3 separate regions of the Homo sapiens genome follow, and regions 2 and 3 are each linked to region 1. The links are chromatin contacts, found by Hi-C or POLR2A ChIA-PET in ENCODE. All regions are on one chromosome and are shown on one strand. Each heading gives the region's core, a stretch centred on a gene start or an enhancer-like site at or near the end of the contact. The rest is flanking DNA. Distances are from core to core; before and after follow the strand shown.

Region 1 (3,437 bases), core at 632-3,131:
ACCCAGAATAGTTGCCTGCATATTTAAAGGACAATGAGGTTTCTGGAACCATGGAGATGGGCCTGGGCAGGAATAGTCTTTTTCCTGAAACGACATGAGCTTTGCCAACAAAAACACAGAACTCTGGTAGCTTAGCCTTATTCTTGCACCAAGGAGAGTAAGGCTGGTCTTTGGCTCTTTGCCTGCTGGTGTTTGGCTCCTTGCCTGTTGATGTATCCTTATCCTAATTAGACCTTCTTTATGCTACAAGGCAGAATCCCAGAGAGGAGGCTGTGCATGAGGTGGGGTTGGGGCTGAGTGGGGGGAAGGTGTCTTTAGTAGACTCCTGTGAAAATATCTTTAAAAGTCTAGAGAACAAGGAGAGTAAAGCTGACTAACATTCAAAAGGACCTCCTAGCATTCCAAGTAAACAGAAACATCCAGATTTCAGTAAAGATTAAGACGAGACTTTCTGATAAGATTTGATACGTCGAGATCACCTTTGTGGCCAGATAACAATAAAACTCTTTTCCTGCAGTAAACTAACTACCTAGGCTACACAAATAATGTGAGAAATAGTTTCCAAAAATAAATAAAAATACTAAAATATAAATTAACATTTACAAAGAACTGCAACCAAATGACCATTAAACAAATACTTTCTGAAGAAAAGATGTAAAATGAATCAAAACATAAAAATTATAAAACAGTCTTATGATCTTATGATATACATAAATTACCTTTATGTTTAAAAAATCAGTAACTGGAAAGTTGTTATTTTCTGCCAATTTGTGATTTTAACCAATTTGTTTTGGTTTGTAAAGAAAGGGGTGGAAGAATACATAGCAAACGGATAATACTGTCCACTTCAGGGAAAGGATCAGCAAGGGACACAATGTTTTATTCGCTTGTATTGGTTTTCAGCCAATTTATGATTTTAACCAATTTGAGCAATTCAGTTGGATGGAGAAATTTTAGCTGTAAAATCAATACGAGAAAGTTGTTCATTTTCCCCAATGCTGATACAAGATCAAAAGACTTTCACATGCATGATTTCCAAAATGACTCAGTGAAATATAGAAATAAGACCTTAGAGCTGATGATTGACTGGTAGAAGGGGGTTTTCATTCTCTTATCTGGTGTAGCATGCCTTTGGATGTCCCTGTGTTTTAGGGCAGTATAAACAGTATTAATACATGATGACTTGGCTGTTGAACAAAAAGGGCCTGAGATATGGGCAATTGTGTGGTGAGAGGTATTCTTCAAAGACAAGCTCTTCAAGATGATTTCCTGCAGAGAATCCTATCAAGCCTGAATGAACAATGCAAGGGGTGACTGTCTTACAAGCTTCAGCGCAAAACATTTTGGTACCACAGTCTGTGGGTTGTTCACCTGCAGGACAGTAGCAAGGTAAGTCATAATAAAGCACTCTAGTGAAAAAAGAAGTGTCCACACAAGCTGAAGAGCAGATATGGGGTGTGTCAACAACACTGTCATATGATATGTGTTCCAAATTTCTTTGGTGGAAACACAGATGCAAAGATATTAACCGAAAGAGAGAGAAAAAGAGAGAGAGCGCGAGAGAGCGCGAAAGCCAGCTGAAACATTTTTATAGATCATTATGATATTAATTCCCCAGACTCAATACCACCAAAACTAGAAAAGGAAACCTGATCAAATTCTTTGCAAATTCTGAGTCATGAAAAACTTGTGAATAGTACTGTACATTTCAGATTACTAAATTAGAGCTCATCGGAGGATTTATATGACTGGTTACTGGTGAAAAGATCAGAGAATGTCCTTTCATCCATCAGTACTAACTGAAAAGGGAGTCGATTTTTTATAAGCAAAGGCAACAGGCTGAGCCATGTGTATTTCCTGAGGTGTTGCTTTGACATTTGAAAGTGAAACTCGACACTAGAAGCTTAGATGCGTCCGGTGAAAAACAATCTGTGAGCTGTGAAACTGCAAAACAATTCTGTGGATCATTCAGTAAAGTCATTTCTTCCTTTGGTTTCCTTTAACAATAGTACTATGATATTGACAAACTTGCTCTATTTGGGTGTTTTCTTTCTATTTTCTATTCTTTTGAGTGTTAATGAATTAAGGTGTCCATGAAATTAAACTTTTGGTGATAGAAATATAATTATTATAACTTTTATATTTACTAAAACTCTCTGCTTAATAAAATTTATGAAGGTAATGTATGTTTGGTGTAAGTCAAACAAATACAAGTGAATAAAATATTGTCTCCCTTGCTGATCCTTTCCCTGAAGTGGACAATATTATCAGTTTGCTATGTATCCTTCCACACTTATATTTATGTCTATAAAATGTATGTGGATTAATTTGCAAAAATGGCGAAGCATTCTTCTCATCCCTGTAGCATCTCCTTTTTGTAGTGCAGCTTTACTGCTCCTCCCACCAAGGAGTGGAGTCTATTTCTTCACCTTTTGAACTTGGGCTTGGCAGGGATGAATTCCTTTATATCACTGGGACATGACAAACAAAAATGATGACAAATGTGACATTGGGACAACAAATATGATGAAAACCACTTGCCTTGGGGCTTGTCATAATCACCATGGGAATTCTATTGTATCCATAGTTATGCATACAGCCCTCTAAATCATGAAACACAGTAATGTGTTTAAAAAGATTTCTGAAGTCATTGGTTTGAAGGAATAGATCTTGTAACAAGTGTTGTGGGATCTTGGGATATATATGCAATAAAATCTCTGAAATCTTTAGCTATTCACCTGTAAATATATGCTTTATTTTTAAGAGGACAAGAATTGTTATATGAGTCATGTAAGAATATATGATCCCTTTCCTTTAAAGGCTTTTGAATATAGCTGAAAAGATGAAGGTATTACAACACTCGCTTTTCATGTTTTTATACTCTATTCTCCATTTCAGCCAGTGCTCCATTCCCACAAATTTCCAAGTTTCCCATGCTTGCTTCGTCTTCTCATCTTGTAGGGACCATATAGGAGAGTGATGTGATAAATTAATTTACACTAACATGACAGGATTTTATTGGTTATTCTTTTGATGTGTATAATTGCCTTTTAAAAGAAACCTGGAGAGAGACTAACTAGAGCTTAATTGAAAGGCATGAAGTGATAATGATGGAATTTTAGGCCATAAATATCTGAATGTTGAAAGTTTACACCCAATTTCTTCCACCTGTCAGCCTGCCCTTAATACCTTCTTAGATAAAACAGTATTATTCCTTACTCCAGGATTAAATTATATGTAATTTGAGATACAATTTTTTTTATTTTATTAACAGAGGTGATACAAGAGTAGAAGAAATTGTAGTAACATATTTATAATCAGAACTAGGAATATTGACCACTAATGTAGTCAAAATAATTTTTTCATAACTGTCAGGAGAGGGAAAAACCAACATGTGCCTCAACACAAATACTATATACAAATAGTTTAGTATATTG
Region 2 (3,437 bases), core at 352-2,851, 260 kb before region 1:
CTGAAGCAAGACAATTGGGACTGGGGCAGACTGTGCTGGACTGAAGAACACAGGTGTTATTAAAGGGGCACTTACTGCTCAGCACCAGCCGACTTTGCCTTACGAGACTACAGGCCCCTTGTTACTGCATCCTCTGAATTTTTAAAGGAAATTCGGCAACCTGGGTTTTTATACAAAATATCTTAATATGAAAAACCTGTTATTGGTCAAGCAAAACACTTCTGTGTTTAGCTTGTGGGCTGCTAGCTTGTGAACACTATTCTAGATCTCCAAGGTAACATCCACACGCATTAGCACAGCACACAAGGCCCTCATGACCTGCGGGGGCTACCTTGCCTGGCAGTCCAGCCTCATTTCTCACTCCTCTCTAACATTTGTGCATTCAGCAAGTATTTATTAATGCCTCCTTGTACCAAGTCTATTCTACGTTCTGGGGATGTAGCAGAGAGTAAAACAAAGTCCCTGCCCTCAGGGGGCTTACATTGTAGTTGGAGACAGACAATAAACAAAGAATTGTGTAAAATATCAGATGGCACTAAGTACCATAGAGAAAAATAAAGCCAGGTGAACCCTAGCTGGCAGGTTGCACAACATATCTTGCTCTCTTTTCATGCTCTCTTGTCTGCCTTGAATGACTCTTTTTCCTTTCAGCTTAACTGCCTTCTACCTATTGTATCACTTGGGGGCCTAGCTTGAGGGTTACAACCTCTGACACCTGTGATCCTGCAAGTGTGAAATTGATGACCGCCCTCCTTGCTTGTAAGGTACTTGTGTCTACTCTTACCATACGGTTATAACTGTTTTTTAAAGTTTATAGTTACTTTTCCATATCCCCCACTAGATAGTGAGTAAATTGAGGGTTTCTGCATATTCTTAAATTTTCCACGGATCTTTGTTGACTAAATGAACAGTCTCTTTGGAAAGATCTTCAAGGAAGGAGCTGCTTGGTGGGAGAAGAATTCTCCTGTCCTCTGTTTTTCTTTTCCTTTTCCAATAAGAAAGTTTCTTTCCTCTGCTCTCAAAGCACAAAACTATGCATGAGGTTATTTGAAAACCAAGTAAAAGGACATGGTTTGTGTCCTGTGGTTTGGGGGCTGGTTATTCATGAGTGTGAAATGTCTTACATTTTCAGTGAGTCACAGGAATGCAACTTTACCTGGTTGTGAGACATCAATACACTCATTCTGTTTGCATATTCATACACACACTCATGCATGAAAAAAGATGAAACACGTCCTTTATATCTACAGGCTGGGACTTATCTCTATGCATTTCACTAGGCAGATAAACAGGATGCACACTTATAATCGACAAAAATCAAACACTAAAATCTACTCCTGGCACTGCTCTATATCTACCCAGTATCTTTGACTTTCTGTGTGCTGTGGTTGTGTCTGGCTTCTGCTGCCTGGGCTTCCGGTGTGTGAAGCCTCCTTTGTCTAACATTCTGAGATCCCCTGTGAGTGTGACTGAGGCTGGCTTGGTTTTCTAGAAGACCCAGGAGTGGTTCTCCCTCTGCCCTGCATGTTGCTGCCCTATGGAACAAGATGACGGCTGAATTTCTGTTGCTTGGTGGAGTACACACATGTTCCACTGCATTCTGGAACGCTTGAGCTCTCGAGCCCAGACCGCAGAGTGCTGTGGGCAGATCAGTCTCTGATCTGTCTCATCTCTGGAAACCCTGATTCTCGTTATGTCAGAGCCTCTCCAAAGGAAAGTAACCAGGGTAGAATCCTGCATGAGGAGAGGAGCAGCCTTGGGCGGCAGGTGACTGCCTGTGAAGCTTGTGCCCTGGAAGGTTGGCTGTGGATAAATATCCACCCAAGGGCATAGCATGTGTGTGCCTTGCCTTTTAAGGGAGGGCTGGTTGAGGAACAGGATGGTCTGTTGTGGTTGCAGCTCCATGAGCAGACTAAGCCAGGCTGGCAGGAATGCCCAGAGGGTTCTGAGCAAACTTAGCAACGAGGATTCAGGTCACTTACCAGATTGACCATTTCTCTTTAATTGGTAATTTTCTTCATATGATGCTTCCAATAAAATGTGCCCAAAGGTTTTGTTGTTGTTATTTGTTTAAAAATAAAGCTAAAATAAATGGAGATAATAATTCTTTAAGCCCCATGTCAAATTCAGCCTTCCCCATGAAATATTTCTTCAGTTCCCAACTCTGTTCTTTCCTCCTTCTCCAGTCTAAATATGCCATCTCTCTTCTTTAACACAGTACTAATTTGGAGTCTTCTTAAAGTGTTTCTCGCACTTTCTCTTTTTAATGTAGTTACTGTTACATAAGAACTTCTCAGCTTCAGTGCTGTTTTTCTGACCGTGGACAATCAGGGTTCCTAGACTGACTTGTTCCTCTTTGCCTCCCTGAAGCAGTTAGTGTAGAGCTTTATGCCACAGGAACTCAATAAGCCACGGTAGAACCAAAGAGCTCTTAGCCTTGCACCATTCCCTTGCCCGCTCCTGGTGACTTGATGACCTGCACTGGCCACATGCTAGCAGGATTTCCAGGCAGACTGCCTAAACATTTCAAACAGATTGGGTCATGGCGGTAGAGCACATGGCGTGGCATGAGCTTCAGAAACGTGTTATGCTTAGACTTCCCATGAACTTTATAGCTACTTTACCGTCTGAGAGCTACAGACAATCTTTCCACCCCTGGTAGCTGTGTAACATCCTTGAGGACATGGAATATTTTCCATTTCATTATATCCCCACAATGGTACCTGGTGCCAGGTGCTCAGGAAGTATTGGTGGAGTGGTTGATTAGGTTGCCTGGCTTTGCAGGGGCTTATCAGTCTATAATTTACACCACTGACCTTCCCCCAAACTCCAGGGAGGGAAGAGGGACTGAAGATTAGCAGAAAATCACCCAGGAAAGACAATAAGAAATGAAGGCTTCTACTCAAAAAGTAGGATTTCTAGTAAGTCATGAAGGCTTAATGCTGTGTCTTTGTGAAAGGACTGAAGTCTGCCCTGTTTGTGCTGGATGAAGGCAGGGAAAGAAGGACTTTGAGATCGGGATGTCCATCATACATGATGGAAACTTGGGTTTTAGCAAGAGAGAATATGTAGTGGTGATGAACTCTAATTTCAGGCATTTAGGGGTACCTCTAATTGAAAAATTATATTCTGGGGACCTGGAAAGAATTGTGGGAGTCGGAGGAGGTGAAACCTCAACAAAAGCAGTTTCATATTCTCACACTGAAACTCAGTGGAATGTTAGGTGGGTGGGGAACTAGAGGTCAGCCCGGGATGAGCTCTTGTCTCCTGGTAAGCTCTGCTCTCCCACTAAAGCACCCTACTTAGGGCCAGGGCCCCCATTTGGGTGAAGTTAACCTTTCCTCTTCTCAGGAGCTGGCAGGACTCAGGCAGTTTTCATTGCCCTTTAACTTAAACTCTTATTCTCTTTAAGCATCTACTCAGTGTCCTTGTTGAGG
Region 3 (3,437 bases), core at 672-3,171, 220 kb after region 1:
GAGACTTGCTAAGACCTAGAGTCTGAATAAAGTGGTTGTCATATGTAAACCATCAGGCAAATGCCCTGACTTTAGATTACAGTCATGGCCACTTGCATGTCCTCTAAAAGGCCAAATGAAACCAGCTGCACCTTGATCGTCAATAGTCCAGGGAACATATTTGACTGGCTGCCCTGTAGAAGAGCCCAGAGGAGACTAATGAGATTCCAGAGAATGCTACATGATTTCCATTCATTTGTCTTCTCTGTTGACATGAGATTAGACTTGAAAAAGAGCAAGGGTCGTAGTCAAGAGGAGAAATGGGGAGAGGAAATCCGAAATTCCGAGAATTTACCCAAAAGAGACGGAGTCATTCAAAATATACTATTCAAACTGAAAACTTGTGATGCAGGAAGTAGGAAGCTAACAGTCTCTGCCCTTCCCATCCAAGGAGGTGTGGAGGAATTTTAAGAAAGATTAGACATACCACAGAAAATAAAGAAAGCAGCTAATTTTCTTTGTAGATCTAAGTGCAATGTGAGTCAATTTGTGACTGAGAGGCATTCTCTTCTCTTTTTCCTAGTCAGATGGAAATAAACTACTCTCCCTTCTAGTTGAGCATGGGTTTATGCTCTCTCCAGCTATTCTCTTGTGCACTTCCGTCATTCCCCTTTTCCTCTCTTGTACACCCAGCAGACACACCGGGGCCACAACTCCACCTGGTAGAAGCAAATTTCTGTTTGTTCTCACCACTGGGAATTTCCACGCAAAGCTTTATGATCAAGTTTTATTAAGATAGGCCTTCCATGAGGACTTCAACGCTTCTGTTTCCACCACCTTGATTACCCCCCACCTATTTCCTTTCTCCACCTGAGTGACTTCTACCTGTCCTTAATGAATCAACTTGAACTTGTCTTTTATTCCTCTGAGACAGAGGCCAGTCCTATGGGCTCTCAAGGCCCCTTACCCATGTCTGGCTTCCTCCCTCTAGCCATATTGCATGTGTTCACACACTTCTGTTTCCCTCACTGGACTGTGAGCTCCTAGATGCCTATTCCGTGTTTCATTTGCTTTTTCTCAGCACCTAATTAATATCTGGCAAACAGAAGATACTTATTTTGGTACTTGGTGTTTAAAACTTTTGTTCTGTCTCATATTTTACTACTTTGTCTGTATTTTTTATTCATTCAGAAACATATTGAGTACCTACTATAGGTCTGACATAAAATAAAACTCAATCCTTTAAGTTGAGGAGATTATAATTCTATAAAGCAGATAAATACACCTAATGGAAATACAATGTGTTTAGTACTTTGAGAAAAAATTATTGTGGAAGTAGAACAGACAAAGTCCTAACTTTTATGAAGGATCAAGTCAGCTTCATAGAGAGGATACATTTTATTTGAATCTCCAAAAATGAGCCATGTTCTACAAGAAAAGTATGGGTGGTGTGGGGAATCATTGAACAGTATATGAAAAGCAAGGAAACAGAATTCACGTTTATATGTTTAAGAATTATTCAATCCAAGAGTTGAAAGGATAAGTATAGATTGACTCAACACTTTAGCTGTATGTACTAGCTGGAACCTAGGAGAGTTTGAGTTACAACCTCATGTCCTAGGCCTAAGCTTTCATTGCCAACTTAATATCTAGGTAAAACTACAGACTTAATTATTATTTTTAGACTGCCAGTGTCTTTCATTTACTCATGCCATCATAGAGTAGAAAAGGATTTTCCATTGTCATCTCTTCCGGTTTCCCTGATAATGTGGAATCTTTCCTAGAATATCCATGTAAGGAGGTCATCCTGTAGTCTGGCCCATGTTCTTGCAGTGGTTCCTTTCAAGTAAAATGCTGAAGGAGGACATTTACTGCTTGGTCCCAAAAGCCTTCTACAATCATAAACAGTGGTGTTGAAACAAATGAAGATTGTGTCTGAAGCATATCTGGATTTCCTAACACTGCTTTGGTTTGAGGAAGTGAGTAACAGGAGAGAGGGGAGAGAAGGAAATAGTTATTTTTGTGTGTGTGAAACTCTTGAATATTCAGGTGCATGACATCAGAACAATGTCCTGCTTCTCTATTTCTCTCTCTCTCTCCACCTCTGTGTGCATGTGCATGTATGTGTGTGTCTGTCTATCTATTTGCATAAACTATATTCTACTGTTTCTCTTTCACTGGTTAAGTAAATTTCTGCCTCTTCTGTGCTTTGATGTAACTGTCATTCACTCATTCATTAATTACTAATTCAATAAATATTCACTGAGCACCTCTAATGAAATCTTAACTATAAAAGTAAAGAATAGACTATAGCAACACAGAGTATAGACATCAAAAAATATTATCTAAATATATATATATTTTTTTGAGACAAGAGTCTCACTCTGTCACCAAGGCTGGAGTGCAGTCACACAATCTCAGCTCACTACAACCTCTGCCACCCAGATTCAAGAGATTCCCCTGCCTCAGCCTCCCAAGTAGCTGGAATTACAGGCTCCTGCTACTGCACCCAGCTAATTTTTGTAGTTTTAGTAGAGACAGGGTTTCACCATCTTGGCCAGGCTGGTCTTGAACTCCTGACCTCGTGATCCACCCGCCCTGGCCTCCCAAAGTGCTGGAATTACAGGCATGAGCCACTGCACCCGCCCCTTTATCTGAAGATATATACAGTGAAAGCAAAATAATGTAAGTAAGACAAGAAGGATATCATTAATATACATTTATTTAAAAATTTTTTTTTCAGATGCCAAATGAAAGTTAAAGAACCCAAGTGTTTCCAAGATGAGAGAGGGGAGCCTCCCGAGGGCTGTATGAAGTCAAAGGAAAGATTATGGAGGTAAGGTGAGGTGGGGGAATGTGTCCTGACCTGAGAACTGATTAACAGGGGTGGTGAATATTTACTTTTGGCAGTAAGAGAAGGAGATGTAATTTGTAAAGGGCAGACAGAGGCCTTCCAAAGAGCCAACAATGTTCTAATTTTTGAATGAGGTGTTAGTCACATGAGTATTCTTTTTATGATATCTCAGTAGGCTATTCATTTGTTTTATTACATTTTCTGTATGTGTTAAGTTTCACCATAAAGTTGTTTTGAAAAGAGATTAATATGTGAGTAGACTCTATTCATTAAAAATGCAGGGTTCGCTAAGCCTCCATTATGATACTGGGAAGTCACAGATGAGTAAGACATAGTCATGGCTCTCAGGAAGCTCCCATTCTTCACATCAGAAGGAGGGGGGCGGTGACTGGAGATGAGCTCAGAAAGGTAGTTGGAGACAGGGTCATGAACACTGAGTATGCAATGCTAAGGTACTACAACATTTTCCAGTATATAACAGTGAGCCACTGATGGGTTTTGAGCAGATTGTTGACATGAGATTTTCATTTTGGAATGACAACTTTGGTTATTACATAAAATGTGGGCTGAGGAAATTAGATAAAACTTGGAGTACAACACCTGA

What was found. Hi-C counts contacts between places; a loop is a spot of excess contacts on that map. ChIA-PET counts read pairs that join two places held with the same protein, here RNA polymerase II (POLR2A). Pooled maps may share reads with other maps.
Region 2: a loop to region 1 is called in a pooled map, with 8 times the contacts of the local background. The contact joins two enhancer-like sites. A Hi-C loop is called at or near these places in 3 of 37 single-sample maps with no recorded cell type and 10 of 50 pooled maps.
Region 3: a loop to region 1 is called in a pooled map, with 2.8 times the contacts of the local background. The contact joins two enhancer-like sites. A Hi-C loop is called at or near these places in 3 of 168 maps with a recorded cell type or tissue (Caco-2, IMR-90 and mammary epithelial cell), 1 of 37 single-sample maps with no recorded cell type and 4 of 50 pooled maps. POLR2A ChIA-PET finds 5 or more read pairs at or near these places in 3 of 52 experiments (AG04450, MCF 10A and PC-3).

Annotation. Positions count from the first base shown.
Region 1 is chr1:172,893,475-172,896,911 of GRCh38, forward strand. No RefSeq gene overlaps it. Among named protein-coding and RNA genes, the nearest start is that of TNFSF18, 160 kb to the right of the region's middle. Within about 2 kb of position 1,882, at least 7 of the 41 ENCODE cell types and tissues checked have a DNase peak (open chromatin) inside an H3K27ac peak, as active enhancers do.
Region 2 is chr1:172,637,875-172,641,311 of GRCh38, forward strand. No RefSeq gene overlaps it. Among named protein-coding and RNA genes, the nearest start is that of FASLG, 20 kb to the right of the region's middle. RefSeq lists an enhancer at 663-1,862. Within about 2 kb of position 1,602, at least 6 of the 41 ENCODE cell types and tissues checked have a DNase peak (open chromatin) inside an H3K27ac peak, as active enhancers do.
Region 3 is chr1:173,110,335-173,113,771 of GRCh38, forward strand. No RefSeq gene overlaps it. Among named protein-coding and RNA genes, the nearest start is that of TNFSF18, 61 kb to the left of the region's middle. Within about 2 kb of position 1,922, at least 5 of the 41 ENCODE cell types and tissues checked have a DNase peak (open chromatin) inside an H3K27ac peak, as active enhancers do.